Regions from separate parts of the Mus musculus genome. Here region 2 is linked to region 1. A link is a loop called in an ENCODE intact Hi-C map of the cell type or tissue named here. Cell type or tissue: heart. All regions are shown on one strand. Links, peaks and the distances in the headings refer to the core of each region. The heading gives the core; the rest is flanking DNA.

What was found. A loop is a pair of places that touch in the nucleus more often than their neighbours do. Peaks named below come from ENCODE experiments on the same cell type or tissue, not always from the same donor. Only the 100,000 strongest peaks of a DNase experiment are listed, where the experiment ranks them.
Region 2: a loop joins it to region 1, with 5 times the contacts of the local background. A loop is called at or near these places in 19 of 42 quality-filtered maps.

What each region holds. Positions count from the first base shown.
Region 1 is chr3:97,223,706-97,231,115 of GRCm38, forward strand. Bcl9 (B cell CLL/lymphoma 9) reads right to left here and starts at 3,659. Exons shown (of 10, transcript NM_029933.4): 1 at 3,513-3,659; 2 at 137-272. In heart, for the core only: a CTCF peak has its summit at 3,627; a DNase peak (open chromatin) is centred at 4,006; H3K4me3 peaks cover 3,547 bases; H3K27ac peaks cover 2,706 bases.
Region 2 is chr3:97,294,127-97,301,536 of GRCm38, forward strand. It overlaps a transcript of Bcl9 not described here. Among named protein-coding and RNA genes, the nearest start is that of Gm40101, 33 kb to the right of the region's middle. In heart, for the core only: a CTCF peak has its summit at 6,005 (motif pointing left); DNase peaks (open chromatin) are centred at 3,145, 3,555 and 3,995; H3K4me3 peaks cover 3,996 bases; H3K27ac peaks cover 4,341 bases.

The DNA of each region.
Region 1 (7,410 bases), core at 872-5,871:
AGTGGGCTGGAAAGATGGCTTAGCCGAAAAATATAAGAGCAGCCCAGTTTTACCTTATAAGCAACCCCAGAGAGACAAAACTCCAACATGCTCAAGCTGATGTCACACAAGTTGCAGCTTAAGGTAAGGCTTTTACCTTTCAAGAGGTCCACTCCGCTTTGTCTTCTACATTGGGGCGGGGAGGAGCTTACAGGGAAGGAGAACTGTCACCTCACCACACAGGAATGGTTAGGTCAATGTGAAGTGACACCAGTTAGTCTCACATCCAAGTCCTAAGATGACAAGAAGAAAGGGAAAGTTCATATGCAAATTCACACCAACTCCAAGGAAAACTCCCCACTCCCCACTGCTGTGGCCGAATGGAGGGCACCTGGGGGAAGAAAGAAATGAGTCAAAAATGGGAAAAGGAGGCAACCCCCTTAAAACTTCAAGTACAAGTCAGAGAAAAGGGATAGGAAACCTAGGGAACTACATATGTAATGGGAACTTGGAAAAACCAAAACAAACAAAAGCATCCTTTGAGGTCTTGTTTTTACCCTTGTGTACAACCAGGAACGGCCAGCACAGGGTGCAAAATGACTTTTGGTTTTTCATGTGGTCTCTTCGTCCGTTCTTAGCATAATGAAGCTACTTAAAAATATCACAAAGCCCAAAGTGTAAGCAGCCTTAAGTTAACTTTCAAAAATCAGACTTGGGTAGCTCTTAACTCCATGATTCACAGCTCCCAAGGAATCAAGGAGAGGTGGCTTGAAGCCTTCAGGGGATAACACAGACCAGCATTTTGACTAATCTCTAAGTAACGTAGTTAGTGCAGCCTTCAACAGTGGGCGTAGCATCGGCAATAGTGGGACTGTGCCGCCAGCAGCACCACATCACATTAGTTAAAGACTCGATAATGTAATGACACATGTTCTTCCCTCGTCACTGCTTCAAAACCAGTCTCCTTAGACATGATTCTGTGTGTGACAAAGAGGCACACATTACCACGCTACCATGAACGTTTTGACAGCTCATCTGTACTTCTATGTTTTACATCTTGTGAATTTAGGAAACATTCTCAGATGGGACGCTGTATTGTTTTATTGCAGAGTACTGGGACAGAAAAACACTAAGAACCCCAGAGTAAGAACAAGAAAAGCGTCCAGAGACTTTGCTATCACATTAGTTGAAGCGGAGAGCAGAGAATAGGACCACCCACACTATCCCATGGCCGAAGAGGACTGACTAGGTAGGAAACCAAGAACTATGCCTTAGGCCACACAACACAGGGTGCCTGCAGTCTAGGCCAGCATCTACCTTCTCATACTCTGGGCTGACTTATGCTCAGTATTTACAATTACCATCAAACTCACTGTCCTCTCAGTAAACACTAATCTTTCAAAATGAATAGAAAACCCTAAATTCGGACAACAAAACAAGTGTACAGAACTCCCCTTTTTGTTCTTTAACCATATTACTGTGATTGTAAGAAAGTTGAATTTGGTCTGCTAGTGAGATAGCAGTAGGATTTTTAAAAAGTTATACTACATAATCACTCATCCTCAGAGGCCGTTCAAAGAACTTTCTGGACAGGCATTAACTGGCTAGACTGGAAGGCAGCTACGAGTGGCTGGAGCAGGCAGTCGCCACTCCATAAGCAGCCACACCAGGAAACACCAGAGATTTGTTCAAAGTAAGTCATCCAGAGAGCTACATCTTGATTCCAAGTTCAAGGCTTTTCACCACTGTGCCAGGTCACCATGATCCAATATTCAGCTGGTTACAATGCTTGCGAAATCACTGGGTCTTTCCCCCCCTAGCATTTTCTTTCCTTTTGAGTTTACAGCAGCAGGTATTTCTGAAGGCCACGGGGAAATAACCCATAGAAGAAATTCCATATATATAAGGGTTTTTTTGTTTTGGTTTGGTTTTTGTTTTGGCTTGTGCTGGCTAACTGGAATCAAGAACAAAACATTCCTTTTGCTCAAGAGCCAGTTCCATGATACTTGTTCTATAAATAGAAAACTATACAGAAACTGTGCTTCCATCTTTAGGCCAATGACTTTCCCATCCAACTATCATCTATGTTGAAATTATTATATCCAGCAACTGATTACAAAGACTTTCAAGGCTCAATATCCAACTTCTAGGTCATAAAGCTATCAAATGTCATATACACACTCATACATTCCTCAAAGCATGTTTGCAACACCGGAACTAAGAGACCCTCTTCTTAGTCCATCCCTGTCAATAGTATAGGCCTTTTCAAGAGAAGAGAGAAGACTTTGTTACTGGTCCCCAGGACCATCAGATTTGCACACAAACACTTCTTCATGATAAACTCCCTGGTGACTAGTGTCCAGTCAAAAACTTTCAAACCAACCAGACTTAAAAGCCTCCAAGTCACAGGTTCTAAACAAGTCTTACCTCCCAACATCTTGACTATTTCACTACCTACTCCTCACCTCCTGTAACTAATTCATCACTGTGTTCCCTACACAAGAGCCCAGGTCTCTGTCGCCAAAATAACCATTTAATTCCACAGTTTATCAAACGCTAACAAATGCACCATCAAATTGACTTTTTACATGGCCGCTGACGTCACTGTCAGGGGGTGACTTGTTCTTGCTTTAACTAAAGTGTAACTCTGTATCCACTGCATCCTGCCTTGGATTATGTCCACAGAGGCATATTTGCATCCATTTCACTACCCTACCTAATGACTTTGACTCCAATCTTGGCCTCAGAATAACTCTTTTAACATTTAAAAAAACGCCCTTCCTTACCTCCAGCAGACTAAGGCTCTTGGGGGACAGATTTCAAGCTTTCTTTCTCATCCTTGGCAGCTTTAACATAACGTTCCCAGCAGTACTACTACAGGCCGTGGTCCTTCCCTCTGGACTAACCACCAACTCTGCGACTTGTTTTCCTTAGGATAACTCCATTTCACCAAGCTCACCCAACACTTACCAGTGACATCTTAATAGTCTTTGCAACTTTCAAAGGCCAGCCAGCCTCTAGGGTTCCAATTTGAAAACCACTGGTGTGTTCTACGACCCTCACAATGACTCAGTGACCTAACTCATTCGTCGCCAACTCACCTGCTGGAACCCTTTACAACTCAAGACATTCCTCTAGGCTTTCACCTCCCCCAACCCTTCAACAAGTCACTGGCCTGCGGAGTCCCCTTTCTCCCCTCTACGCATCTCCCGGGTCTTACAAACTCAACCCGAAATTCCTAATTTCGCGCGCTCTTTCCTCTCCATCGCCCCTCCATCCCAAGACCCCGAGACGGTCATCTCCCCTCAGGTAACCTCTCCAAGCACAGCTTTGGGACACAACCTCTAAAACCCCGAGAGATGCCCCGGTCTCTCCCATAGCTCCCGAGGCTCCCCCGCCTCCCCCAACAGGTTCCTCCAGACTCAACTCGCCAAGCCAGCGCCCCGACCCCCGGAGGCCCCCCGGCCACACGCGCACGCGGACCCGGCCCCCGCCGCGCCGGCCCGCCCCTCCCCCTCCCCGGGGCCACTTACCCCGGGCCGGAGAGGGGGAGGGGCGAGCGCGGGCGGGAGCTGCGGTCCCCGGCTGCTCTCAGCCCCGGGGGGCCGGGGCCCGGACCAGCGGCAGCAGCAGCGCAGCGTCTCCCCCCGGCGGCGGCAGCGGCGGCGGCGGCGCCGTCCCACTCCCGCAGGCACACATAGGCTCCATTGTCCGCCGGTGCCTCCCCCTTTCCGGCTCCCCCTCCCAGGCCCGCCCCTTCCCCCTCCCCTCGACCCTCCCCCAGCCGCACCGTGCCACGAAAGGTACCGCGGGCCCCGCCTCGGACGCGAGCGGAGGCGCGCCCCTCCCCCGGCCCGCCCGGCGGGGAATGGGGCCCTGGCCCCGCCGCCGCCAGGGCCCGCCCCCTCCGGGGGAATGGCACCCGTCCCCCTCCCCGAAGGCGATCGATGGTACCAGCCCGCCGCGGCCTCCGCCCCCTCCCGCGCCTGGCTCAAGAGAAGCCGCCCGCGCCCCGCCCACCCACGGCCCCGCCCCGACGGCACCGCCTTCTGCTTTGCATGACCCCTCCCATCCAACCCCGCCCCGGCTAGTCACCGGGTCCCCCCGCGGTGACGCCCACTCCCCGGTTTAAAGCCACAGAACCCTCTTTTTCAACTAAAAGATCCTCCTGCAGGACCCACGGGGCGGGTGGTGCGGCGGGGAGGTTCTCTTCCTTCCTCACCCTCCTCCCGGCGCTCATTCACCCAGACTCCCCATGGCCTCCAGCAGTACTGGAGCCACCGAAGGGGATTAGAAAAGGCGCGGGAGGGGGAAGGGCAGAGTGGAATTTAGCCATCTTTGACAGAAACTAACTGGGAGCTGCAGAAGGAACCGATCTTCCTTCACTCGCCCGCCGTTCAGGGTCGGGCCTAGTCTTCAGTCTTCATGCCACCTCCTCGCACCTCTCCACTGCGATTCCGCCTTGCTTCCCCCAGCCCACCCATCCGCCCCTAGGTGTCCACTCTACCTTTGCCCGTGAGGGCTTTCTTCCCTCTGGAAAGCTGGTCCCCTCGGCTTGCACTCTTCTCCCTCTTCCCAGAACAGACTCTCTGGGGTCCTGCTGGCGCTGTGGCTAGAGCAAGGTCTCCTTCACCTCGGGCCCTGCCCCGCCCCGCCCTGCCTGGCCAGCACTACCTATGGTTTCCAGAGAGCACCTTCTGCCCCGGCCTCCAGGTCTTCTCCCAACCACAGTATCACTCACTTAATTTTATTTTTTGGAAGAGCTTTGATGTTGAGAATTCGAGGGCGACGCGTTCAGCACTACCCCTGTGAAGTTAGATGTTAGCTCATTAGGTAGCACTTTTTCACATCTTGGTTAATGCGCCTTGCTCAGATTCCTGTTATCCTTATTTTGTGGGGCCGTGTTACTGCCTTGACCAGCCATCGTTACTGTCTGCCCTCCCCACAAAACCCTACTAATCTTCGAGTTTGTACTTTGCGGAGTTGATCTTAAGGATTCTCCTGCAACTCTGTGCACTGGTCCAAAGCGTTTCTAACAGTTAAGTGGATTCTGTGTACCTGAGAATGTACAGTCTCCCCGAAGATGGAAGCAAGCAACATAGCCAAAAGACCTACATGGGTTTAACCAGGACAGCCACTACTGCCTCCGCTTTTCTCTATATAAAATAGGGAACCTTCCTGTGGTACCCTTTTAAGGAGCAGTGCTGTCGTAAAGGATGGTATATAATAGAACGCTAAATAATAAAGTTCACTCACTACTTTCCAATCTTCGCAAAACTCACAACTGGCCATATGGGTTTCCATACAGTTTCTCCCTGGCTTAGAATCTGAACAACTGTGGCAAGATATTTTCTCTTTGAGACTGAGTTTATAAGTTTAAAAGAGAGTCAGGTAGGTCTAAATGATATAAACCTGAGAGCAAATTGAGTCCACGTAAGAAATAAAGTTGAAGGGTTTGGGGGTAGGGAGCTGTCAACTTTTGGCTTTAGAAATTAGATTCCACATAGCTACGAACCTCTCTAAAAGAGAAAAGATCACGTGTGACTATGAGAAAAGACAATCAAACTAGAAGTATGTAAGAGTATTTGGGATTGCTAATGTAAGGGAAGGGTCTTGACTCATATAGATTGGATTCCTCTAAAAGAAAACCACTGCCAAAATACTTCTGTCCTCATTAGGATTTCTGTTGCTGTGATGAAACATCATGACCAAAAGTAAGTTGGGGAGGAAAGGGCTTATTTGGTTTACACTTCCACATTGTAGACCATCACTGAAGGAGGTCAGGACAGGAACTCAAACAGGGCAGGAACCTGAAGGCAGGAGCCGATACAGTAACTTCCAGGTATGCTGCTTACTGCCTTGCCTCCCATGGCTTGCTCAGCCTGCTTTCTTATAGACCCCAGGACCACCAGACCAGGGATGGCACCAGCCATAATGGGCTGGGCTCTCTCCAGTCAACCATTAATTAAGAAATGCCTTACAGCTGAATCTTATGGAGGCATTTTCTCAATTGAGTTCTTCCTTTAAGATAACTCTAGCTGTGTCAAGTTGACATAATACCAGCCAGCATGACTCGGGTATTCCAGATCAGGTCACTGCTGGACAACAAGCTAAAGGGCAGACTGTGACAATAATGTACCTAAAGGGTAGACTGTGACAATAATGTACTTAAAGCAAAACAAACAAACAAATAAAAAAAGCCAAAAAACCCAAAAAACAAAAAACAAAACAAAACAAAAACCTGTCTTTGCTAGGCATTAAACTCTCTTGTAACCATGTGTTAAAGTTCAAAAATGATTTACTGAATTGGAAGGAAAATGAAGACAAGGATCACACACGCACAACTCCAGGCTACAAGCAACCGCAACAAGACCTTAAGCACGCTAAGAAAAAAAAAAAAAATCAGGAAATGTAAAGGTTAGCAGCTCCACAGTAATGTTAGTTTAGCTATATTACACACAGGACAGAAATGCGTTTTAAAATATCATATATTCTGCTCAATAGTTTCTTTCACTGGAGTATTTGCTCTCTGAGTTTTCTAACGTCCACACATCTGCTCTCGCTGGACAAAAGCCTGCCTTTGGTGTCGAAGGGCCTGACAGACTGTGCATGTATAAACACGAGTGGAGAGCGGAGAGATCCTTCTGAAAGCATCTTGTAAACAGAAGTCTCGTGATGTTTTTGCTACTCCAGCAACTCTGTGAAATCCTTCTTCCTCCAAATGGCAAGACTGCTAAAAATACAGGCTTTTCATAGACTCGATTGGACTCCTTGCACTGAATCTTGCTTCTCATAAGGACCATAAACACATAGTGACCTCGAGGCTGGGATGCTGCAAGTCTGACTTCTTAACTCCTCAACAGACCAGGATTTTCTACCGGGAATCCTATTTCTTTTCTTTTGGTTTTTCCTTTTCTTGTCTTTTTCTTTCTATTTTAAAGACTTATTTATTATTATAATAACAAATAAATACACTGTAAGTAAGTACACTGTAGTTGTCTTTAGACACCCCAGAAGAGGACATCAGATCTCATTACAGATAATTGTGAGCCACCATGTGGTTGCTGTGATTTGAACTCAGGACCTTCAGAAGAGCAGTCAGTACTCTTAACCACTAAGCCATCTCTTCCAGTTCCCTCTTTTGGTTTTTCAAGACAACATTTCTCTTTTGTAGTATGTAGCCATGACTGTGCTGGAACTCGCTATGTAGACCAGGCTGGCCTCAAACTCCAGAGATCTGCCTGCTTCTTCCTCCCAAGAGCTGAGATTAGAAGTGTGCAACACTACCACCTGGCCAAGGGCACCCATTTCCAAATTAAAGGGACAAAAGCTCTTGTTTCATCTGTCCCTAATGAGCGTGCCTAAATACTATAATTGAGAAGAATCCATCTTGTTTCTTAGATGACATATTTTTTAAAATATTTAAAAATT
Region 2 (7,410 bases), core at 1,088-6,087, 71 kb after region 1:
AAAAACATCATTTGTGACTAATGAGTTTAGGGAGTGCCTTGCACTGGTGTTGGTCTTGCCTATAGTGGGTGGAAGCACTCAATATAAGTGTCTGTAAACAATCCTTTAAAATGTCCTAACAGTCTTCACTTTTATTCTCTTGGATGTAAGGTTGACCTGTATGCCTGCTCTCTGGTTGCCCATTAAATCTTTCTTCCACCCAGATCCTCATTTTATTCACCTTTCAACTCCCTTACTCTCTTTGGGTGACTCTCTCCAGTGCCAACTCAAGCTGCCTCCCACACGTCTAGGGGAGTGTGTCCGGAAGTGACCAAAGACACTGAATCGAGTGCATCCTGCTGAGAGAGAAGGCCTAAGCCACAGGTTCCAAATGCAGACAAGACAAGCTCCTGATTTAGGTTGTTGCTATAACGTGGGCTTGAGCACGTCACTGTGTAACAACGACGGGTGCATTGAAATGACTCTCACTTTGCCCGACACGTGATTTAACCACACACACAATGTGTGTGGGTTCCTGAAATGTAGGCACCTAACCTGTGATTTGTGTGTATGGGTGGTGGTGGTGGGGGGGGGGCATGTCTGTCTTCTCTTTAAACCATTAAGTTAATCTTTAAAAAAGATGAAGCAGGTTGACAGCCCGGAAGACAACATTACCCTGAATACTAGAGAAAGCCGGGAAGATGTTAGGATGAGCGCTGAGTGACTCTTTAGAAGTGACTAGCAGCATGGGTGCGTGTTCTCTCTAAGGCAGGCTATAAAGAGGAAGTGGGGGTACTTCTGACATCACCAAACCAGTAAGAGTTTAATAACCTGGCCCTAAATGGGATTGACTGAACTCACTTTCTTGGTAAGATTTTGCCGTATAGTTAGATAACAGGCTCTGCTGGGAAGGGTGGGGAAGACAGTATTATTGTAATATTGTCTTTGGAGTTCCAAAACAACAGTGAGAATGGTGGAGTTTCCTGCTCCCAAGTCTTTAGTATCAGCCCAGGAACCATGGGAGATGTAAAGGGGACCTCGATGACCACAGTCCTCCAACACCTGTTAGGGCTGACGAAGAGGTTACAGTGAATGGGAATTACCCAGATAATGATTGTTACGTAGACCAGCTCACAACAAGTGTGTAGGGTGCAGGGATGGGGGTGGGCATTTTCTTCAGCTGTTGGGGTTCTTGGGCTCTGTGAGACTGGAACAGGGGACCTCAGTCACGTAGACAAAAACGACAGTTTGGAAGGCCAATAACTTCTACAGTCTTACGCTGCATTGTGATGCCTGCATGCTGTTTAATATGCATTAGCAGTGTTGGAACCACTGGTTTGTGTGATTCTGTGGCTCATGTGGATCATACTAACAAGACCAGACATCGCCCGAGGATGGGCCCCTAACATTTTCCTCCATCCTCAAAAAACAGGGCCTGAAGCAAGTCAACGGTGCAACTGATGCCTCCCGTGTCTGGGCCCTGTTGTGATGTGAACCTGGCACAGGGTGCTGGCTGAACCCAGTGCGTTGAGTGGAACAGGGAAAGGTGCCTGCTCGTGTGTGAGGGCAAGCAGTGACGAGGTTGGAGTGGACGGTGAGACAACCTTCAGAGGGCTTGGGACCCTGTGCTGCAGTCAGCTTCACCAAGCACCCACATCTAAAAACATGACAAGTAACCTTCCGTCTCCCTTCCGGTTCTGAAATGCTAACATTTTAAAAGAGATATCTGGACTCAGAAGCTTGCCAAAGACAAATCATAGGGAACTCTCCAGCCTTCACAGCAGACGATGATTAAGTCTGAGGATGTAAGACGTTAAAATAGAATCAAGAAGTGCTGGGACCTTCCTGCCAGATGGAGGCCCCTAATGCCTTTCCTCCTCTCCCACACCCAGCATCTAGGTTTCCAGGCCTCTGTAGGAAGAGCACACATCCTCTTAGCCAGGGATGGCTCTTTGCCTCCATCTCGGGCTATCACAGACCATCTGAAACATTTGAGTTAGGATAGAAGGGGTCACAGCCACTCAGACCTCCACAGACTTCTTTTTTGAACAAACAGTAAAACAGAGTCACAGAGAACCTAAAACCAGGCAAGCAACAGCCCCCCCCCCCCCAACCCCTCGGGAATTTCAAGAGGGCTGGAACCATGGAAAGGCAGAAGAAATCCACAATTCAAAAACCATAAGCAGACAGACATTTTTTTCCTCTTCCAAACAATCATGTGAACGATGGGTGTTAGATACTGATTTCAGCCTCCCTTCCTCCCAGTTCTTGAGACGCCACTTTAAAAAAAGCAAAAGGTTTTATCCACAAAAACCGCCGGAGAAGAAACCAGCCGTCACATTCTTACCCCTCCACACTGATATTTACTCTCCGATAAATGGCAATTGTAAATAAATCTCATTTAATCTCTAAAAGCCACAATAAAAATCTTTAACCTCCAAGGTAGTTTACAAATGTGCACGCACACCCTGCCAGCGCCAGGAAACACAAGGTCTTGAATAAAGAGCTTTGACGGGAGGCACGGTTTCCCTTTGAGAATCTTATATTGACCTTTAAATACATATATATGTATGATGAAGGAGGAGAAAAGGGAAAACCCAACCCCTCCCACTCTATTCTCTCTACAAATCGGCCAATAAATCTAAGGAAAAGATACAAGAGAAAAGGACAGAAGCCAACAGGTGGAAAGAGGGTTTTTGTTTCATTAGAAATGGGCAGACACTTGATCTGTGCTCGCCTGTCTGTTTGTCTCCCGGTGTCATTAATGATGGTTTTATCGTCATGACGGCGATAATCAGGAATAATGGTCACACTTCCACTTTGTGATTCCACAGCATTGCCAGCCAGAAGATTTCGCCACACAGTTACATAGAGTGGGTTGCTCTGTTTGGCTTCACCCCTGGGAGGCGTGCAACATCCCCAGTCAGCTCTCACAGATTGGGTAAACTGAGGCCCGGAGAACCCAACAACTCCTTTATAGTGTTTCAGAGCAGAGAATTCCCCGAAACTGGAAAAGTTTGTGGATGTCTCCGGGCAGTCCTCTCTCTCTCACCCTTCTGGCCGGCCATGCCGCTCTCTTCCTGCGAGTCTGGGCTGGGTGATCAGGACTGGGGTACCTCCCCTTCACTATGAGACACGCCAGGGCAGTGTGTGGGAGGTCCACACACACACCCAGACCCACAGGCATACTCGCACACACAAAGCGCCATGCAATCTCTGCAGTCACTGAGTAGAGCTCCAGGCAGCCTCGCTCAGCCTGCGAATGCACAGCGCGGGGCTCCCAAGGCCTCCTTGGGCTCCGGGCTGGGGCTTCTCTGAAATAGGGCTCTGCCCCTCTCTTCCTCTCTTCCAGGCTGCTTTCCCTCTCTCTTTTTTTGCCTCCCACCCTCCACCCTCCCATCCTCCTCCCACCCCTCTCCTTCCACCCCTTCTCCCCCCACCAACCCACAGGCACAGATCGTGTTACTGGGGTTCCCTGGAAAGAGGGGCCATCCCCCAGCTCTAAGCGTCTGGCAGAGACTTCAGGGGCACCGCAGCAGCTCCTATCGCAGGACCCAAGCGCTCCTCCTGAGCAGCGCAGGAATGAGACCCCCACTTCCCAGCACCGGCGAGCAAGCTTGCCACAGAAGAAGGAATTGTTAGAGTGCTTACCTTTTTCATGAGCAGAGATTCTGGAGAATCATTGCAGAAACTGGAGGGGAAGTGAACGAAGACAAAAAAGACCCTTTTCCAGCAATCCCTGGCCTCCTGGTATCAAGACACCAGGACAACATCAAAGCAACTTAGGGGGAACACTTTAGGGGCCTATTGTCTGCTCTGGTCTGATCTGTTTTTCTTCTGTCTCCCCCTCTTGCTGCGGTGACACTTGGTACGGCCCAGGCATTCATGCCAAGTAGCTTTCACACATGGAAGCTTGTCTCAAGCAATTGCTGACAAGCCACAAACAAGACATTCTCCCTCCCTTCTCCGCACCCCCCCTCACTCCTCCTCCCCCCTCCACCTTTCCTCCTTCCCTCTTGTCTCCCCTCCTCCTTTCTTCTGAATGCAAACTAAAACTCTCCAGTGACAGGCAGGCTTGCAGGCTTGGCCTAGCTGCGCACGCAGACATACACACTCACTCTCTCACACGCACTCACACTCACACTCGCTCACTCGCACGCACGCCAGCAGCTCGGCTAGTTGCTGCTGCACTGGTGGAGTTAAGAGACAGGAAAAGGCACAGGCTGAGTTGGGGGCAGGGAGAGAAAGAGGGAGAGTAAGATCCGAAGGAGCTGTGCCCTAGCAAAATGGCAGTAGAGAGGTGAGCCCTTTGGAAAGCCAGCAGTGGCCACACACGTGTGCACACATACAGACTCAGAGGCAATCTGGCCTCAGAAGGAGTGGAATAAACGACCCAGAAGGGAAAAAGCCGAAACCCCTGAGCTTGGGCTTAGGGGAGTAGGGAGATGCCGTGGGTGGACCCAGGGCTAATGTTTGTGTGGACCGGGTTAGGTATTTTGTATATATATTTTCTTTCTTTCTTTTTTTTTTTTTCTTTCTACTTCTTCCCCGTTGTTCCCTGAAGGATCTAGTTGTCTTTCACCATGTTACAGAGTGTAGACCCAAGCCACTGATTTTTCAAAAAGAAACGTGGAAATGTGGGAGTCAACCTAACTGTAGGTTCAACTTATGGCCAGATTTTTTTTTTAAGTGAAGCCCCCGACCCCCGACTCCCAACCCCCCACCCCCCGGCCACAACCCAAATCTCAGAGAGCAATAACAAGGAGGAGCGTAGTAACTCGTATAAACTCTGAGAGCTGTGAAGTGTGATGCTGAAGTTACTGATTGCCAGGCTGCTGGAATTTATGGAAGGTGGGCATGAGCTGAGGGGGAGGGGGGGCGGGTGAGCTGTTTTCTAGGAATGAAGGGGAGTGTGGTAGGATAATGAACGGGGCTAGGAGCAAGCAGGAATGTGATTGGTGTGGAGCGAGGAGGTGGGAAGTGGGAGAGAGAGAGAGAGAGAGAGAGAGAGAGAGAGAGAGAGAGAGAGAGAGAGAAGAGTGGCTGAGGCTGCTTTAAAAAAAGGGGGGGGGGGATGGAAGTCCAGACTCTGAGCTATGAACATGAGGAGAACACGAGACAGCAGAGGAAGGCAGGAACTGTGGACCCACAAAGGACGTGAGGACCACGAAGGTTTGTAGACAGCATGAACCCAGGACTGCTGGTGGAGCGAGGGAAGTGGACATGGGTACACACCACTCATATCTCTGGCAAGCCTTGGTGTCTCACAGAGCTAGGCCTACATGGCTGTCCTGGGGAAGAACGGCTCAGCCTCAGCTCTGTTTTTTCATGAAGGTCACTTGGACCCCTTCCCCAGAATCTTCTTCTCCAAAGTGGAAGTGCTGTGGACACAAATGACTACTCCCTTGACAGGCACACAGTAAGGAATAAAGAATGACTTTTCACACGCTTCAACCTAGCTGAATGGCTTGTCCCTGCCTGAACCAGTGACAGAGACATCTGAGCCCTGTCACTCCCTTCCCTTAGCTTGGTCCCTATTATTACTAGTTCTGGGAACTGTATTTTTGGATCCCAATGTACAATCATGATGGTGATAGGAATAATAATTACCTTTATGTTTCTCAACATTTGCCAGAGCATTTATATCACGAAGTAATTTTTATTAAGAGGAACCATTTTCACGTACAGATAGATTTCTTTGTTTTGTTTGAGACAGGATCTCGCTAGGTAGCCCTGGTTAGCCTGGAACTCACTATGCATGTAGACTACGCTGGGCTTAAACTCAAAGAGATCCACCTGCCTTGCCTCCTGTGTATTGGTACACTACATGTGTATTTACACACACACACACACACACACACACACACACACACACACACACCTCACAGCACAGATGGAACTGGATGGCTCAGCACTGGCTACCCTGCCAGAGGACCTGGATTCTTGTTCCCAGCACCTCCATGGCAGCTCATAACTGCCTGTAACTCCAGGTCCAGGGGACCTGATGCCCTCTTGTGGACCCTTTGGGTACATGCATACATATTCATAACTCACCAGACATTATTTTTACATACTCATGTATGTATTCATCTATGCATACATATTCATATACTCCCCACACATTATTATTATACTTTATTTTAAAATAATAAAAATAAATACATTTTAAAATGAGGCTCAGAGCATCTGTGTGGTGCCTGAGAGCAGAATAGAGCAGAAACAGAACTAAAACCGAGCCCTTTGTGACTCCAAAGCCCAGCACCCCCGCCACACTGTGCTCTCTTGCTGGAGGAGCCCTCGGTCTCCAGGGCGCCTCATAATCAGGCATGCCAGACCACCTGGCTGCCCAAACAAGTGCCATGTTTCTTCCTGGGCCATGGGTTTGGATCCTTTCACGTTAGTCCAGGGGAGCGTCTAACCTCTCCCTAACAGGCTACTGAGTCACCCTGTGCTTCTGAGCCGTGGTGACTCACAGCATACAATGAGGCCTCCCGGACAGTAATTGCATAAAGGGTCACCATAACCTTCAGTGACCAGCCACAGACTGCCCTGTAATGGAGAAAGACATTGGAGACCAGGAAAACTGTCTGTCCATTTTTAAACAACAACAACAAAAAATGTTGTTTCAAAAAAATTTTTTAAAAGTAAAAACACCTGCAAAAGTGTGGATGGCGGTAATGACAATAGTAACACACACGAACACACATGCACACACACACACACACACACACACACATACAATATAGATGCATGCACACATATGCATACAATATAAACACATGCACTAATGTGTACACATGTAATACATACACATGAACACACATACACATGTATACACACATATACATATGCATAAACATATAATCACATGACACATGAACACACATGTACATACATAATGCACAGGAGCATACACATATACACAAATTCACACATAGACACACACAGGCATGCATGCACAGATATGAAACAACTCCAGAAGGGATGGACTCTCAGTGCTAGTTTTCTGGATGAAGATGTTGAATGTTCCTAAGTGGACTTCACAGCATCTCTGAGTGCTAAGCACTGTACAAAAGCCAAGGCCCTAGACTCTTGGGAAGGAGAAAAGGCTGCTCGCGCTCCTGTGCTGGTCAGTTGTTCTACTTAGCTTACAGCTCACTTCTTCCAAAGATGCCTTTTTGCCTAATGGGCGTTTGCTACTTTATTTTTCGGTCACCAGAGAGAATTCTCACCAATTACAAATTCATTTGCATAGAAAGCAGTCTTTTTAAAATGCAAATACCTGTGAAGAAAGTAAAGCCAGCAGCCGCTCATACTTCAGTGTGAATTATCTCCTTACTCTACTTTGCTACAAATAGCTAGTTTATATCAAACAGCGGTTCAGATTAGAGGAACAAAATGGAAGCAGGCAAAAGTTTGGGAACTTAGGAG